2 separate regions of the Homo sapiens genome follow, and region 2 is linked to region 1. Evidence: read pairs that join two places in POLR2A ChIA-PET (ENCODE). Cell type or tissue: Caco-2. All regions are shown on one strand. Each heading gives the region's core, and the rest is flanking DNA. Links, peaks and the distances in the headings are about the cores only.

Region 1 (9,576 bases), core at 4,800-7,299:
TTTACCTAGAGGCCAAATATGAGGCCGGAAACAAAGCACATATACCCGCCCTCAACCTCAACCTGGATCCGATCTTCTCATTGCAAAGCAAAGGAACTCAACGAAACTCTCCAAGACTCATGAGGTGCACTAAGTATTTCCACTGCTAAAGAAAGTCACATGACTTAAGAGAGGACAGTGAGTTGCCCAGCAGTGGCAACTTTTGAGGCAGGGACCACCTCAGTAAAAGTATCCACCATATCAATTTTAAGATTTTAATTTTAAAAAATGGTTACTTTCTGTTTCTGTGGGATGAGTAGAAAATCCATTCCATACTTGCTTAGTGACTTTTTAAAATTATCCAATGAAATCTTAATAGAAATATTGGTGCAGAACTCTTTGAATGTAAAATTTAAATCACCATACCAAAGGCTAAGAATATGAAATAGTGGAAGGATGGCATGTGATGGGCTTGTGGAACTTCTGGGTAAGTGGTTTGGATGGTTTCTTCCATTAGGCAGTATATATGTGCTTTGAGTCAGACCTGTGTGTCTTCCTGGGTCTATCCTGACAGCTGATAAAAGGCTTGCAGCCTTACATATCTTTCCATGGCCACACAGTCTTGTTAACACACGGTGGGCAGAGTGGCCTGGAGGTGGTCAGTGAGTCAGCAGTGTGTTTCCCAGGATGGTGAAACACAACTCTTTAAAACTCTCTGGGGACTGTAAGAGACCCAAGGGGAAGAAGGCAAAATAAGTAGAAAATATGGTTCCTGGAAGAGCTTATAATTCAATTGTAGGAAAAGAACCCAAATACAGGGAACTTCTCATGAAGTGAAAGTCATGAATACACCCAAGCATACCATGGCACACAGGGCCATCTCAACTGTTCATGGATTACACTACCTACCATCTATATCTCCCCGACCTTCCTCTACTTGAAAATCCAGCTCAGGCATCAGCTTTTCCAGGAAGCCTTCTGACACCCCAGAGGATGAATGTCTTGTCCTCATACTTCCGCATGCCTATCTTGACCATTGCCCTTATCACAGTTTATTAGGATGTTTTTTTCATGTGAACTGTGACCTCCATGAGGGCAGTGACTGGGGTTTACTCATCAGTGTAGCCCCAGCACCAAGCCTAATGCCAGGCACAAGTAAACACATGGTCATAGTGAGCAAATCAGTCAACAATAACTGCTGAGGGTTTACAGTGACAAGGAATGACTGTAAGGTCATCAGGCATAGATCAGATGAGTTGAGTTTTGAATGAAGTTTGAAGGAAGTAGAACTAATTGGATTAGTAGGAAGAAGATTGGGCGTATCATTTATGGGAAATGTCAGTAGCTGCCTTGAGCTCACTCTCATGGAACATTGTACAGGGGATTTTAATGAGAAATGGAATTAATAAAAGAGGAAAGAGGATAGTCAGAGGACTGAAAGCACTTTGTATTCTGGACTTGATAGGCAGACTGTAATTCCACTACTGTAGATGAGAGGGTGGGCCAATGCCAGCAGTGCCCTGATCAAATTCTCACCAGAGAATCTATATTCGGCTTATTTAAATCCTAAAGTGCTTTTAGTTTAATGCAGCATTTCCTTCATTTCCTGTCTGAAATCCTTACACATATTTCAGTAGTAGCTGTGGGTTATTTCCACAAACTACAGTAAACCTGCCCCCGCAGAGGTCCAAGCCAACTGAAGTTTTTCCTTAAGGCTGCAACCTTCTTATCTTCAAGTGACCTTAATCTCACATTTATTATGACTTGAGCATCATTTCTCATGTATTCTCATATAGTAAAAAGCCCTTACTTGAGTTCTGCAATCACAGCAGCACCATCAGGAAGAGGAAATGAGCAGAGTTGTTAAGCAGAACACGCTGTACCTTTTTAAACATTAACCATTGTTCAGGTCTGTGGACCGGGCTGCTGAAAGCAATGGTGGGAATCAGGAATTACATGCAAAAAAAAAAAAAATCTACCTATGGAAAATTTTAGCATTCCCTTAATCTGTCTTGGTCCCCAAAGTTATATGGGCTTTTATTTTTAAAGACATAGAAGTGTAGTTAAGCTGACTTATCTCTTATCTAAAAATAACTCTATCTGACCCATGTCATGTTCAGAAGAGGACAGTCATGCTGTCTGACAGCATTTAAGTTGGTTTGACCTCACACTATTAGTATATTACTATGGAAGTGGTTTGTGTTCTATGAGGAACTTTGTCTTAGCAATTAAAAGGAACTTCATAATCTTTGCTATTTGCTGCCATAGCCTAGACATATAGTGGGTTAGCAGTGATTTTATAATTAATGAGTAACTTTTCGTTGCTCTCTTGATTTTGTTTTTCTATAAATGTGGATCACGGAAACCAGCATTTAAATGATTCTATGAGAAATGTGGTGGCTGGCCTGGTGCAGTGGCTCACGCCTGTAATCCCAGCACTTTGGGAGGCCGAGGCAAGCAGATCACCTGAGGTCAGGAGTTCGAGACCAGCCTGGCCAACATGGTGAAACCCTGCCTCTACTAAAAATACAAAAATTGGCTGGGCATGGTGGCATATGCTGTAATTGAAGCTACCTGGGAGGCTGAGGCAGGAGAATCGCTGGAACTGGGAGGTGGAGACTGCTGTGAGTTGAGATCGTGCCACTGCACTCCAGCCTGGGCAACAGAGCAAGACTCTGTCTCAAAAAGAAAAAGTGTGGTGGCTGCAGTCATCATTATTGTCATCATTTTGTTACTGGGCACTTACTATGAGCCAAATACAGAACAAATGATTTCTGTACATTAGATCCTGGCACTTCTATTGTAGTACTTCTCAAGGTGAACTTAAAGGTGTGGTATAAGTATCTATCTCTGCTATATGACTAGTCTCCAGAGTATAGGGTCTATATCTTATTCTGTTAGCTATTCTAACATCCTGCATGTATCAAGGCACTCAATAATTGTCTGTTACATAATAGAAACAACTTGAGATAACAGAATTATACCACTTCCAGGATCTTTAAAAAATTTTATAGGCCGGGCGCGGTGGCTCACGCCTGTAATCCCAGCACTTTGGGAGGCCGAGGCAGGCGGATCACACGAGGTCGGGAGTTCGAGACCAGCCTGACCAACATGGAGAAACCCCATCTCTACTAAAAATACAAAATTAGCCGGGCATGGTGGCACATGCCTGTAATCCCAGCTACCTGGGAGAATGAGGCAGGAGAATCGCTTGAACCTGGGAGGCGGAGGTTCCGGTGAGCCAAGATTGTGCAATTGCATTCCAGGCTGGGCAACAAGAGTGAAACTCCATCTCAAAAGTAAAATAAAATAAAATAAAATTATTAGTGTAGTACTGTTGACACAATGGTATTTCTAATAACAAATTCTGGAAACAAACTAAATTTTAACTCTAGGGAAATAGTTTAATGTAAGCAACAATATAACTACTCTATGTAGTATTAGAGTGCTGGTAGAAATGAAAATTTTTGAAAACAAAACTTGTCACCCTGAAAAAGCTTCTGATGATGTCAGGCAAAAGTGTCATAATACTAAATTGTATATACAGTTTGGTTGCTGCCATGTTAAAGGAGGAATGTTATTCATAAAGACAAAAAAGAACCTAAGGAAAAAATGTACCAAAATTTTGATAGTAGTTAAGGTGGAATAATTATGGACTTTTTTTCTTCTTTTCCCTGTTTTCCACATTTTCTATGCCACTTTTATATTGAAAATGTAAACACAATTTTGAAAGAAAAAGAAGAGGCCGGGTGCGGTGGTTCATGCCTGTAATACCAGCACTTCGGGAGGCTGAGGTGGACAGATCACAAGGTCAGGAGATTGAGACCATCCTGGCCAACATGGTGAAACCCCATCTCTACTAAAAATACAAGAAAATTTAGCTGGGCATGGTGGCAGGTGCCTGTAGTCCCAGCTACTCGGGAGGCTGAGGTAGGAGAATTGCTTGAACCAGGGAGGCGGAGGTTGCAGTGAGCCGAGATTGCACCACTGCACTCCAGCCTGGCGACAGAGGGAGACTCTGGCTCAAAAAAAAAAGAAGAAGAAGAAGAAATAAATAAAGAAAAAGAAAACAGTAATGTTTATAGCATTATCCTTGGTTAATGAGGTAATGGGTGATATTTATTTAGATGGTTCTTACTTTCAAAATTTTCTACCATAAACATGGATAACTGTTTTTTATTTTAAAAATTTCTAAACATAGCAAAGGGACACGTGCAGTGGCTCATACCCGTAACCCCAGCACTCTGGGAGGCCAAGGTGGGAGGATTGCTTGAACTCAGGAGTTTGAGACCAGCCTGGGCAACATGGCAAAACCTCATCTCTAAAAAAAAAAAAAAAACAATAATTAGCTGTGTGTGGTGGTGTGTGCCTGTAGTCCCAGCTACTCGGGAGGCCAAGAGGTGGGAGGATCACATGAGCCTGGGAGGTCAAGGCTGCAGTGGGCCACGCTCCAGCCACTGTACTCCAGCCTGGGAGATAGAGCAAGACCCTGTTTAAAAATAATAATAATAATAATGATAATAATAAAGCAAAGGACATTTGGTAGTAAAACCCTTAAAATTCATGTCTCCTTCCTGACCCCAGTGGTTCAGAAGACTCCTTGGAAGACTCTATTGGGTCAAATATGAAAAGATCTCTGTGGAATTCCTCAAACTCACGTTTGGCCCAAATGACGGATTGCTTAACGGTGCCACTGTTGTGGTAGTAATGCAGACTGTGAATAATAAGAACAATAATGAAAGTGTGGCCATTTAACTCGAATGCTCGTTTGATTTGCTGAAAGGCAGAAGCTTTCTATGTCGGTTAGATGTAAACTGCACAGTTCGGCAGGCCACACTGTGAGGACAGGCCTGGAATAAGGGATGTACTTGTACACGTATCATGACAGAAACACATTTACTGTGAAGGCAGCTGTTACTCAAAATTATAAAAGGCCTGGATGTTGGGAAATTTTTCCCTTCGAAGTCCCCTATGAAGATTTCAGAAACAGCTTTCCCCAGTTTTTTCACCTCTAGACCGTCTCTGTATTGAGGGGTCTCTCCCTATTTACCCTGTCTGCCTGCTTGCTCTGTTTTTCTTCTTCTCCCCACCACTCTTAGCTCTCTTAGGTACCTTGCTTCTTGCTTATTTGTTACCACAATTCTACTGAGATGTCCTGACATCTCTGGCTGCAAGGCACTATTAGCAGACGGTTCCCATCTTGTTTTAAACAATCCTCTTTTAGTGTCTACTTTGCATAGCTCCTGGGCTCCATTAGCTTTAATTATCTAGCAGGAGAGCCATCCAGACAATTTCTGGTGGAATAAAATTGGACCTTTCCACTGAATAACAACAAAATAATAATAAATAAATTTAAACCCTGAAAGAGCATTAAGTTCTTGGTTCTGCGCAAATCAGGAGAGATTATTTGCAAACATCAGGATTAATAATCAATGAATTAGAAAGAATTCCTGATCCTATTAGAAATGCTAATCTCGTGAGAACAGAGAGAACGATTTGTGAGAGGAGCTGAGCTGCCAGGCTGTGCCTGTCTCCACTGTCCTGCTGTGTGAGAAAGGAGGGAAAGGGCAAAAGGAAAGAATATTTGTTCAATACCTACTGTGTTCCAGACATTGGGCAAGGGACTCTCACACAATCCCTCTAGCTAGTCCTCACAGCAATCCTTCAAGGTAGTATTATGATCAGCCTTGTTCCTGATGAAAAACTGGAATATCAGCAAGATTAAGTAGGCTGACCTGGGCCACACATCCAGGAAGTGGCAAATTTGGACATGGGGGACTTGAGTGCAGGACTTTGTAAGTCCAAAGGTCATCACTTTCTCATTACAGCAGTTGCAGAGCTTGGTTAAGTAGCTGGCAGCAATATCTCAAGTTATTAAAGACCGAAAAGCAAGGTACGGATCATCTCTTAGAGGCTGGCCTCTTGCTGTCATGGCTCCAGGACTCACTCCCACACTGACTGTATTTCATATGCGTGAGTTGAGAAGTCACATTATCCCGGATTGTCTCCAGGGAGTCGTGCCTTTAAGTCTCAGAAATGATAGCCGCTGCCGTAAAACTAAGTGACTACCCTGTGTTGTTTGGGTAGGGGCTGAAATCATTCCTCAGCACCCATTTTCTCTCTTCATAATATCCCATTAAAATACATAAACTCTTACAAAGGTAACACCTGAAATTCCTTTATTACCCACTATCTTGGCAGAAGGTAATTAGGCAATGTCCAGAGGCCAGGTGCTTGAGTGGAGAGCCAGGTAGATGAGTTCCAGAAGAGAAATTCTCCTTTGTCACATCAGCCCTCACCTTGTGTTCAGCCCTGTCTTTATGTTTCAATTTTCCTCTTGGTAAAATTCCAATAAAAATAGGACACTAGGAACAGGGATCTAAACCAACCATGATTTGAAACCTGAAATGGATTCAAATTACTGATTTTGCAGACTCATGAGACTAACTTTTGACTTTTTTTTTTTTTTTTTTTTTCTGAGACAGGGTCTCACTCTGTCACCCAGGCTGGAGTATAGTGGCACAATCTGTGCTCACTGCAAGCTCTGCCTTCCAGGCTCAAACCATCCTCCCACCTCAACCTCCAGAGTAGCTGGGACTACAGGCGTGCACCACCATACCCAGCTAACTTTTGTATTTTTTGTAGAGACAGGGTTTCACCATGTTGCACAGGCTGGTCTCAAACTCCTGAGCTCAAGCGATCCTCCTGCCTTGGCCTCCCAAAGGGTTGGGATTACAGGTGTGACATTTATTTTTTAATAAGCATTTAATTTTAGACTAGTTTAGATCTGTAGAAAAGTTGTGAATATAGAAGGTTTCCATGTATTGCACATCTAGTTTGCTTATTGTCAACATCCTATATTATGTATACTTGTCACAATTAAGGAACCAAAATTGATACATTACTATTGACTGCAGACCATACTTTATTCAGATTGCCTTGGTCTCTCCCCCGCATCCTTTCCTGTTCCAGGAAAGGTCAATAGCAATGTATCAACAGGATACTGCATTACATTTAGTTGTCATGTCTCTTTAGGCTTCTCTGGACTGTGACAGTTTTCCAGACTTTCCTGGTTTGGGATGACCCTGGGGAGAACTAGTGAGGTAATCTGTAGAATGTTTTTCAATTTGGGTTTATTTAATGTTCTTCCTGTGGTTAGACAGGAGTTACGGGTTTTTGGAAGCACAGCTTACAGAGGTAAAGTGCTCTTCTCGTCACATTGTATCAAGCATACATGACTTATCACTATGATTTAACATTTACTTTTATGGAAAATAAATCATGTGAAGATAAGCCAGTCTGAACCAGAACTGGACCTGTACATTTTCTAAAATGATTAAACTGGCACAAATCAGATTGCCAAACTGTCTTGAAACAACAAACTAATGTTTCATTCAGTCTAAGTCCACGGTTGTAAGGTTTATGTAAGTGCCTTTGCAGAAAATATTTGGAGTTCCTTAGAGAAAACAGCTGTCTGAAATAATGTAGTTAGGATGCCATGTATGAAGAATTTTACTGAACTGGGAGCGAGCAAGTGCTCAGTCATTGCACAATACCAGCTGTAAAACCCTGCCTGTTTCACCTCCAGGCCAAAAATCCCCGGAAGACAATAGTAGCAATGAACCAGACTTTCACATTTCCTGCCTCCCCTGAATTCATAACATTTCCAAACTGCTGGGCTGCTCCTTAGGAGCCTGTACCATTCATTGCCTTATAGGGAAAGCACTGGCAGAATCACTTTTCATTTGTATTGCATGAGAACATCTTCATTTCAATGATTTAACTCTGATTAAATTTAGCCGTCAGCCTTTAAAGTTCTCTGAGAAGCATTCAAACTCAGATAGGGAAGAAGCACGCCAGCAGGTTCTCTGCAATCCTTTCCCTCCTACCTTCATGCAAGCTTGTTTCCAAGCAGCTGGGTGAGGCCTGGCGTCATTCAGAGAGCAATCCTTTGCCAAGCTTGGAGGTGCTTGGTTTGAATGGATCCTCCCACCCTTGCAGTCCTGCTGGGGAAGGCAGTGGGAGCTCCCTGTGCCGCCTGCCACTTTTGCATCGTTCTAGTTTAAATTGCTTCCTTCACTTTCTCGCTTCTCAGATAAATGCAGCCTGTGGTTTTTGGTTTTGATTTTATTTTTATTTTTAAAAATTTGGGACTCTTTCTATTTTTGCTTTCTTACCAAACCATCTTGTATTTTTCCTCTTCCTGTTTTGGCCCTCCCGCCCCCAGCCCTACTGTGTTCATTGAACACCCAAGGTTAAACAGTGGGACTGTTTCCCCTACTGAGTGTCTTTTTGTGTGCTCTCTGCTGCCTTCTTGCTATTCCAGTGTGTGCAGGCGGAGGGGACAGGAATGGGGATGCAGTTGCACAGAGTTCCTCCCTGGAGAAGGCCAAAGTAAGCCCATACGGAGGTGGCGCACACAGTTCCACAGACCTCCTCCCACACCCCTTTTTATTTGTTCTTTTAACAACCCCAAGGGTGTCATTGATGCAAATTGTGTGTTAGAGTTTTCATCTTGTGCCTTCTGTGTGCTCACCATCCAGAAAACTAAGCAGAACAACTAAGTGACCTAAAAACAGGTCCGCAGAATTCTTGAAGTGGATTATGGCAGATAGCACTGCCTTCTGTTTTATCAGTATCCTGAAAAAAAGGGAAGATGGTATTTTGTAATCATGTCCATGTGCTCCAGGCTGGATTGATTATCAGGGCCAATCTTAGATGTTACACAATCCCCAACTACTTTCATCTGCTCTGTCCTAGTCAGTATACCCAGCTGGATAAATAACATTAGTCCAAGCACAGCTTCCTGGACAAATGTTAAAAATTGATAATGTCCTACATTTTCTGGAAGCACAGGTGCTTCAGATCAACAGGGCTAATCTTGTTGAAACAACTAACGCTAAGCCTTTTTATAAGACAAAGAGCTTTGGTGTTTACAGGTTCAGATTTGGGAGGAAAAAGTAATTTTCTTGGAGCTAAAAATGTTTCCTCTAGAACTAATGGATTATTAACATTCAGTGTGGTTTATTGAACTCAAAAAAGAAAAAAAGAAGAAAAGAAAACCAACCAAAACAAAAGTAATAAAACCTGCACTATTACCATCGGCTTATTACAACAGTTAACTCCTTGCTTATGAGTTTTTCAAAGATGACTCCTCTGGAAGCTTCAGATAAATTTATTGTTTTGAAACAGATTGCTCCAGGTTTCTCTTATCAGAACAGACCTAGGTAGAATAGGGGACTCCTACTAGAATATGGCTAGTTTTTAGTCACTTAGAAATGTTTCTTATGGTTGAATAGACAACCTCATAACGGGGTTCATGAGTACAAGTTTGTCAAGATTCCACTTTACATGGCATGGATATTCTCTACTCAAATTCTCAAAAGATATTCTTCTGTAAATCTATAGGCGAAAATCAAAAGACTCATTCCAGCTCTTCTCCAGTTGAGAGGCAATGTAGAAGCAAGTCTCATTCTGTTGGTGAAGACGTTAAGCAGATCCTTAATCTGCTAGGGCCTCTGCTTCCATCTGTCTAAAATAGGAAGTTCAACTAAGGTCTAACTCTAATAATCTGTGCACCAATTAGAACAGTGATTA
Region 2 (9,576 bases), core at 4,663-7,162, 69 kb after region 1:
AAAATATCTTGATGTTTTAGGCATCATTTGCTTCTTTGATACCTTGCACATGAGGGAAAAAGACAGAAAGACCAGAATTACTGGTTAAAGCAAGTTTCCTGTTTCAATCAGATGTCTGGAAGACATTCTTTACTTTGGGAGCTGGGGCTAGGACTTCCTTCACAAATTGGAGAAGAAACCAGTCCATCTATATGTCCTGTTTTTTTTTCCTCCATCTCTTTTAAGCCCAGGTCTTGAAACTTTTTCTTCCTTGGGCTTGAAATTAGGAGTTTTAAAAAAGGGAAATGAAATAGCTTGGGCAGGGAGAACAGTGAATCTAGAATGTTCTGTTGTGTTTAGATGTTTAAGTTTTGCTTTGTTCCCAGAACATTTAAGCAGAGGGGGAATCCAAGCAAATGTGAGGGGAGTAAACTTAGGATCTCTTTGTTGAACATGTGACCTGACTTATGTACTTTATGACAGCACGGATAGGATTAACAGACATGGTTTAGGTTCTTGTCAACAACAAGACACATTTCCCGAGCACTTGCTAATGTGTCAGGCATATGCTGAACATATGTTATACGTTAACTCATAATTCATACATCCTAATACAGTTGTTGTTCTCATTTTACAGATGAGAAAACTGAGACTTTGAGAATTTAAGATACTTGCCCAATATATTACAGCTAGTTAATTCTGAGCTGAATCTGAAAATGATTCTTTTTGATAACAAAGTTCACACTTTTGGCCACAATTCTACACTGACCAGCTTTCCGAGAGTACTTGGTACAAAGTTGGGGCAGCTATTTCATTTAATTTCTAGAAGACCAACATTTAGAAAGGTCACCTAGTCTGACCCTTTCAGTTCATTAGCTGAGAAGTTACAGACCCAGAGGTATCAAAGGACTTGTTTGAGGTCAAGCAGCTAGTTAATAACAAAACTAGAACCCAAGTGTGCTAGAATCTGTATTGGCACTTATACTACTACATTCTGATGAAGAACCAGTTTGGAAATGCAGTTTAAGTAATGGCAAGCAGGGAAAGTGGAAATGTTTTCTTTTAAAATTCAAACTAGGAACAGAGTTGCCAACTTCTCTTGTTTCCCAACATTGTCTTTGCCCTGTAACCTGTCCTATGAATTCTGAGCACTTTTATAAGAACATGAATAGCTTATGGTTTGGCACTATATGTCATATTATATTTGGCACTTAATATGTCATATATGACATATATGGCACTTAATATGTTATATTAAGGATCAAGGTGTGTCTTAATATGTCATATTAAGGATGAAGGCATGACTTAATATGTCATATTAAGGATGAAGGCATGACTTAATATGTCATATTAAGGATGAAGGCGTGTCTTAGTCTGTTTTGTGCTGCTATAACAGAATACCTGATAGTAATTTACAAAGAATGAAAATTCATTGGCTCACAATTCTGGAGGCTGGGAAGTCCAGTATCAGGTGCTGCTGTCTGTCATGGCATAGTTTCTCCTACAAAATTTCTAAGCCAAACATGTGTTTTGTTTTTGTGATTGTTCCATAAAAACTCTCTTCCTTCTCTTCATTGGTGAGTAGGGTGTGGATGGGGGCAAGAGAGGCATGCCCCAGTTTTCAAGTAGAGTTTCTAATTTATACTTGGTTTCCATGTGGGAACCACCCTTTGTTTTCCATCTTGCCTATTGGAAATTGTGGGGAAAGTCACGTGATGTCTCTAATTTAAAATTCATCAGCATTAAAAAAAAGATGAGTTTGAAAAAGGAAACTGAGAAAATTTTGGAACTTTTACCTACCATATGGGTTCAGAAATTGTTTCAGTTAGCTTTGGCAGTAGAAAAAAGGGCCCCAAAAGTTAGTGGCCTACATGGCCATCATTGATTTGCTCACAATTGTGTGAGTCAGCAATCTGTGCTGAGCTCAGCTGGGAATGCTCATCTCAGTTTTTACTGTGGCCACAGCAGTAGCTAAGTAGATGTTTTGCAAAGAAGGCTATGACCATTCCTTCCATCCCTATCCAAATGCCCCTTTGCCATGTGACTTGCCACTTCTCCACCAAACAGAGGAGTTTATTTCTCTACTCCTTGTATATGGATTTGACCATGTGGCTTATTTTTTGCCCCATGAGACATTAGCAACCATGACGCAGAAGATATTTGAGAAGTACTTGCACATTCAGGTTTGCTTCCTTGCTGCTGGGAACCTGGAGACCACCTTTTGAAGCAAACTAAACTGACTTATTAGAGAATAAGAAACCGCCAGGCGCGGTGGCTCACGCCTGTAATCCCAGCACTTTGGGAGGCTGAGGTGGGCAGATCACCTGAGGTCCGGAGTTCGAGACCAGCCTGACCAACATGGAGAAACCCCGTCTCTACTAAAAATACAAAATTAGCCAGGTGTGGTGGTGCATGCCTGTAGTCCCATCTACTCCGGAGCCTGAGGCAGGAGAATGGCTTGAACCTGGGAGGCGGAGGTTGCTGTGAGCGGAGACCATTGCACTCCAGCCTGGGCAACAAGAGTGAAACTCCATCTCGGCAAAAAAAAAAAAAGAGAGAGAATAAGAAACCATGTGGAGAGAGACCAACCATCTCAGCGTTTCTGGCTGAGGTCTTAGGCATGTGACTGAGACCATCTTAGACCTTTGGTTTGTGTCAAGTTGACTCAGACCAGAACTAAGAGAAATAATAAATCATTGGTGCTGTATGCCACTTAATATCTACTTTTTGGCATGTTTGTTTAAAATACCACATTCACTATCCCATTCAAATCTTATATCTATTGCAATTTTTAAGAAGTCTATTTTTGCATGCTTAAAAGAATCTGAATGACTAGCTAGCAATCTAAGGCAGTTTTCATAAATTTTGCTTTATAAAATGGTGATATTGATATTGTTGCCTGACAAAACTCCTGAAACTGTTGTTATAAAGCAAAAGTCCTCATTGGCAAAGAAATTTAAGCAATGAAAGGTAAATCAAAAGGATATGCTGGTACCACAGATTTATAGAACAGCTCTAAGCAAGCTGTTTCACTTCCCTCTCACTGCAGAGGGGATCAAAAGCTAAAAATACTATCAAAAATTCAAATGGCACCTGCGGCACATTCCTAAACGGATGAAGGTCAAATTTGTAAACTAAATTAATGATGTTCATGTTAGAGAAAACTAAGAATAAAGATGCAATCTGCTGAATTTTTTTACATTTTCCTCTTGGGATATAAGTTTTCTTCAAGTGAGACCAGGAAAATTCCTTTATACTCTTTTACTTCCTGGGTTAGTAGGTGGTTTACAATATTAGGTCTAATCATATCAATGTCTTGAGAAAAAAATTCCATTATACTTTCAACAGATGTTGGTGCATAAAAATCCACCAAGAAATATTATCTGCTATTATGCTGTTGACAGTAGATGGAGATCTAATAAGGAAATGCTCATTTTGGCCAGATTTTCTAAGTTTCTCGCTATTGCTCCCACGTCTATTGGGACAGAGCTGTCTCTGGCAGCTGTAGGCTTTCAGAATCAAAGCCAACAGTAAGCAGGGCATGTCTGAGCACATCACACGTGGCTCAGGACTGAGGCAGCTCCTGGGGGATAGGAGGGCCAGGCTTATGGAACAAGGGTCATAAGGATTAGAAGGACTACATAAACGTGCTGGAATTGATGGATCTGAAGCCTCATGGGTCATGAAAAGCTTATGCCATTCAGTTTTGGAGTGATTTGTTTTGCAACAAAAACCAATAGGAATAGAGCAACCTTAGAAGACTATTCAGGACAGAGTACGCCTTAGGGAAATATTACTAATTATGACAGAGAAATTATGAAAACAAAGCTTACCAGATGAGAATAGCATAAAAATTACTATTATTAAAACTAATGATGGTGATAATGATTCTGACAATCTCAGTGTTCTTTATTTTCTATAACAAAGATCTGACATATAACGATCTCATTCAAATACCATCACTTTTTGTTAAAAAACATTTGCCCTACACTTCAATTTGTACTATTAACATCTATTCTCTTCTATCTAGGGATATTTTTGAGAAGGTAGTGTTAATAGAAATATTAAAAAGTATAATATCTCTAGGAATTGGAGACACAGAATTGGCTTTTTACACATAATGTTACACAATTTACTCAGATTGTTTTCCTCTGGACATCTCAATTGTTTGCGGGGGAAGGGAATTTTCATTGTAGGTCAGGACACTTTTATCCTACTACTCTTTGGGCTGGTCTTAGACTTTAGGAATTGAGGGGAAAACTTCCTTCTTATCTTCCTTCTTATTCCTCAAAGCCCATCAAGTTGGAGTTCTTAGCATAGTTGAGGTGCATTATGACATACAGTAATATTTTCCCAAATATGTTCTTTGTAACATTCGTTCTTCAGGATGATCAGTGTGAAAGAGATAAGGAGTCAGATAAGTTTGAGAAATATCATATGTTCAATCCCACTTTTTGTCACAATGCACATTAGTATAGTATAGTGAAGACTTTACAAAATACTGTAGTAAGCAAATGATTGTCTCTTTTTAAAATCTAGTGCTTGTCGATCTTATTTAAATATAGAAATGTCTTCCCCCATAAAATGTTTTAATATCCCACGTATCTGGCATTCACTAGAGAAATATTGAGTTGGTTGGTGCAATTTAATGAGACATTATATATATGTATATGTATGTATATGCGAGACATCTTGGGCAGATACAATGACAAGCTAGATATGATATTGCTCTCAGAAACCTAATCGGTACAATAGGAAATATAAAACTGTTTCATAAAAGTATTATATGAAGTAGAAAGAGATAAAGACTATCAGTAGAATGCTTTCATTGGGAGACTGAGGTGGGCGGATCACGAGGTCAGGAGATCGAGACCACCCTGGCTAACATGGTGAAATCCCGTCTCTACTAAAAATACAAAAAATTAGCCGGGCGTGGTGGTGGGTGCCTGTGGTCCCAGCTACTCAGGAGGCTGAGGCAGGAGAATGGCGTGAACCCGGGAGGCGGAGCTTGCAGTGAGCCGAGATCGCGCCACTGCACTCCAGCCTGGGTGACAGAACGAGACTCTGTCTCAAAAAAAAAAAAAAAAAGGTTTATAGAAAAACCACAGACTTGTTTGAAAAGATGCCAGATTAGTGTAGAGATGACCACTGACATATTTTATAGATAAATATTTGTTGACAAGAATAAAAAAATTCCTTTTCTTTCTCTACCCTTTGCTGATTGTATATTGCTAATTATTAATTATGATTTTTATTAATTACTGTTATCACATATATTACTAATTTAGATTCAACATAAAATACAGTTTTAAAAGTAAAGGAACATTATACATTTTTCCTGTACTATTTATCATTTATTTTGAGTAACTAAAAAGACTGTGTTCTTAATTTAATATAAATTGCCTAGACAAAATTTCATAGCTGTTAATGGACTAAAGTTCACTAACAGTGTGAGTTAAGAAAAAAAAAGAGGTATGGGCTATTGTATTTGGAGAAACCAGATGTGCCGTTACCTAGTGGAGGAAGACAGTTACCAGATCAATGAATGCTCCAGTACATTTTGAGCCTTTTAAAAAGTCTCCTTGACTTTTTCTTTTCATTTTTAATTTTTACATTTCTTTGTTTCCTTAAAAATCTAGCTTAGCCCTGTACCTAGCTTCCCATGAAACAATAGTAGAACCTTTTTAAGGGACCTGTATCAGTCCTGGTCATTCCCTTGAAGCACATTTGGATCCCTCTCTAAATAGCTGCAGGCATTGGTAGTGCTCTTTCTGCTTCCCCACTGGTTGGTTCTGAATACGTAATTACCTTGAGGTCGAAAGGAGAGGATTAACAGACCTTATCCTAATTGCTTGTTTTTGTAGAGTTGTTAAAAAAGATTTGGGCTCCAGAAACAGGGGGTGTAGCCAGACAGAAGGCAGCCTGGAGTTCAAAAGTCTTGTAATCTTTGGCTCCACAGACCTATAAAATTGAGGTGTTGACTGAATGCAAACAGCCTGCAGTCTGAGAGGCCCGGGCCCAAGAAAGGACAAGAGGCCCATCGGTCATTTGAAAAGCCAGGGGTTTCATAATGACTCTGGACTGACCCATTAATGGATGGCCCCATTTGATTTCCCCTTCCCTATGAACACCAGATCTGGAGCTGTCTGCCACACAACAGAGCTTTTCTTAGCTCCTGTGTTCCTAGAATTTAAGAATAAGTGAGGTCTCTTGGAAAGCCCCAGCATGAAAGGAGTAAATTGGAAATATTAAGGGGCAGTGGTGCAGTAATAATACACCCTTGTTTCCTGGTGTCACTCCTTAGGTAATGGTTATAGGCTTGTAATTTGTGAGCAAGAAGATTAAGCTAAATATTAAAACATTATTTCAGGCAAGTAGGAGCAGGGAACTCTTCTGGGAAAGTGCGAATGATCAGTCACCTCCTCACCTCTAAGTATTAAGGGTTATCGGAGGTTATAAGATTTAACAAGTATGGAAAGTTTTGCTGGGTGAGAGGGCGTCTTAAAAATTAAGCTGGAAGCCCTTTGAAGTGTCTTACTTCACAACAAATCATGCTCTGAGAAGGAAAACTTTAGTTTGAAAGCAGAAACCACAGGTTATACCTGATTGATTTGCAGAGTAAAAGATATATTTATTATTCCGTTTAAGAAGATGTAACGTAATATCATGTGAAAACATTAAAGTTGATTATAAAAAGATGTTAGAAGAACAATGGAGACAGACGCTTTTTATTTTTATTTTTTACTACGCAGAAACAGGAAAGGACTAATGACAATGCCACTGTTTTCTTTTCTTTCTGAGATGTATTTTTGTCAGCAAGCTAACTTTCAATTATTTTAGCAGAGACCTATTTTATACAACTTTGAAAAAAACATGAATGGAAATAAATATTCTTAAATGGTTTCAATGAATTGGCTTTTTTTTCCTCTTTCTCTTTGGAAGAAGAATCTTTTAGCTTTAGAAAATCATTGTTTTATAGTATGGTTTTTATATTTTTCTTAAAAATAGGTCCATTCATCTTATTTTATCTTAGTATTTGAACTTTTATAATATGAGGAGAATTCATAAAAATCACACTTACATTGCTGACTCATATTCATTATTATATTTAACTTTCTCCAAAACAAACCAGGGTTTGATATTTGAGAGCATTTTTCTTATTTACTTCTTAAATTCATTTGTGATCTTTTAAAACTAACAAACTAAAATAATTTGAGGTCCACGTTTGTGGAAAGATGTACTTATTATGGGAGCTTTGATTATTCCCACCTCTTTTTCCTCATAAACAAACCCCTCTGAAACCATTATATTTCTAGAAAGTGTTGTCTCTTGGATGATGTGCCTTGCATTGTCAAGCCTCTAACTTTCAACCCCTGGAAAAAAAAAGTTTTGACACCTGTCAAACATCTAGGCTTCAGAAAGTAGTCACTGCCTTCTCTATTTAGAAGGAACTTCTTAATTTAATTCTTAATAGAATAAGTGACTATTCTGCAAATAATTATTTCAGTTCTGCATAGTTCGGACTCATGCCTAGCAGCAGCTCTTTCTCTGACCCCAGTACATTAGCCCTACAGGCAGTCTGAGAGAAACTGGGCAAATCTTGTAGCTTGTGTGGCAGGGTTCAGCATTTAACTCAGCACAATTTAGATGTGCAAAGAAACATAGCTCCTTTATTTTGTCTAGAGCCTGTCTCATCTAGGACCTCCTACCTACTGGTTTGTGGGAAAACTTAATTAAATTGCTAGTATGTTTTAAAATTCGTTCAATCTGACAATTTAAACAATCTCTTTAGGTAATATTTAGTCTCTCATATGAATAAAAATATTCATTCTCAGATAGTTTTCACTGCCTCTTGTCCCTGTCTACAGCATTGAGTCCATGTGAGTGTGGACGTGAGTATTGCTGAAGCTTGGACAGTCCAAACAAAGAGAAGATTTGCGGGTCTTTAGGTATGGTGTCTTCTGGGCCCTAAGGTCATGGCCTTTGGTTTTTTGATCTCTAAGTTATCTCCTGGCTTTCAGAGCTGAGGACTGTAGCATATAAACTTGTGGACTGTTCTTTTGGCTCAGGCAATGCTACTAATGTGGCCCCTAGCTGTTTTGGCATCAACCACAGAGTCTCTGGCAGGTCCTCCATCTGGCCTTGTGTTCCAGGGGTCGTACTCAGCTTCTGTTGTGGAGTCCTTATGCTTTGCTCTGGTGGGCTCCATAGTTAGCCTACTGGATTATACTCATTCTGAACCTAAGCAACAGGGAAATGAGTGTGACTTGGGAACACTGAAGCTCAAGGCTTTTTGCCTAACCACAGGGTACTGCTATGGTTACTTTCGGTGACTGTGCCTCAGATTGGATACTTGGCTAAGCAGCCCCTTTCAAACTTCCAATTTGGGGTAGCTGATCTCATTGGTATCTCACTTTTCTAACATTTTTTTTTCCTAGATGAAGCCAAGATGAAGAAAATTTGGAGGCACAAATTAACTGGTCTCTTTTCCTCTCTTCTCTCTCTTTTTCTTCAATATTATGTCCAGAAAAGGACAGACTTTCTTTCACTTCCTTTATGACACTCTGTTTACCATAGAGATGACCTAGCTGTGATAGGAGGGTAGGCTTCTCTTCCACATCATGGTAGACCTCTATGATCTAAACCTTCCAGACTCAATTTTTTATATGCTGACGGAAAGAATAAAGTGATCTGAATTTTTTTCTCAATGTAATAATATGACTTGCAAGGCTGTTGTCTTGGTGTATTTTATTTTTCATCTCAGAAGCTGATAATTCTTTACTACACCCTGAATTTGCTCTGCAAAAAATACCATGAATAGTATCACTGGTGGTTGTAACATCTCTTTGGAAACGTCAGGGAAGGTTGGGGAGTTGAGCTGAAACATATTGGATCCATTCCTTCTTTCTTTGGGCCCCTTGCTTCAGCAATATTCTTGGTATTTTGCTTAATTAAAATGGAAACTAAATGTAACCTCATTGTGTGTGTGTGTATGTGTGTGTGTGTGCCGTTTTCTCTGCCAAAATACAGTCCACCTGAGATGTTCACCATGCATTTTGCCTCCCACTACATCAATTGGTTTCTATTACCTAATCGTAACACTTAGTCTTACTGAAATTATATATTTTTAATTTGCCTGCCTGTTTATATTATGTCACTCCCACTAAAATATAAATGCAAATAGAGGAAGATTTATAATTTTATTCACCATGGTATTCCAATGCCTAGCAAGGGATATGCTCATACCGGGGACTCACCAAATATCTGTTGAATAAATAAATTTATAAAAAATAAATGGATGAATGAATCCACATCCAGATTCTGCAGTCAACTTGCTTTCTACTCTTCCTTCCAGATTCAAGATCTCTGCAGAATTTGACCTTGCATAGGCTTATCAACAATGGCTGATTGTCAATGATATTACTATAGATGCCTAAGCAACCACATTCATTGAGGTTAACTCTGAGTTATGTCTTTATTTAAAAATTTTTTTGAGCTTGAAAATTGGAGAGCATGTTTTCTGGGGTTGGACAGGTACTATCCTGATTGTGAAGGCAATGCAAGATAAATGTATGCAACATTTAACAAGTGCTACAA

The links. Peaks named below come from ENCODE experiments on the same cell type or tissue, not always from the same donor. Only the 100,000 strongest peaks of a DNase experiment are listed, where the experiment ranks them.
Region 2: POLR2A ChIA-PET joins it to region 1 with 5 read pairs; 3 of 35 experiments call an interaction of 5 or more read pairs at or near these places.

What each region holds. Positions count from the first base shown.
Region 1 is chr12:89,382,521-89,392,096 of GRCh38, reverse strand. The region is part of intron 9 of POC1B-DUSP6 (POC1B-DUSP6 readthrough); the gene reads left to right. LOC124902980 (a long non-coding RNA gene) reads right to left here. Exons shown (of 2, transcript XR_007063400.1): 1 at 5,579-9,576. Among named protein-coding and RNA genes, the nearest start is that of DUSP6, 35 kb to the right of the region's middle. In Caco-2, for the core only: no CTCF peak of the experiment used is centred there; a DNase peak (open chromatin) is centred at 5,746.
Region 2 is chr12:89,313,245-89,322,820 of GRCh38, reverse strand. It overlaps the pseudogene MRPS6P4. Among named protein-coding and RNA genes, the nearest start is that of DUSP6, 34 kb to the left of the region's middle. In Caco-2, for the core only: no CTCF peak of the experiment used is centred there; a DNase peak (open chromatin) is centred at 5,974.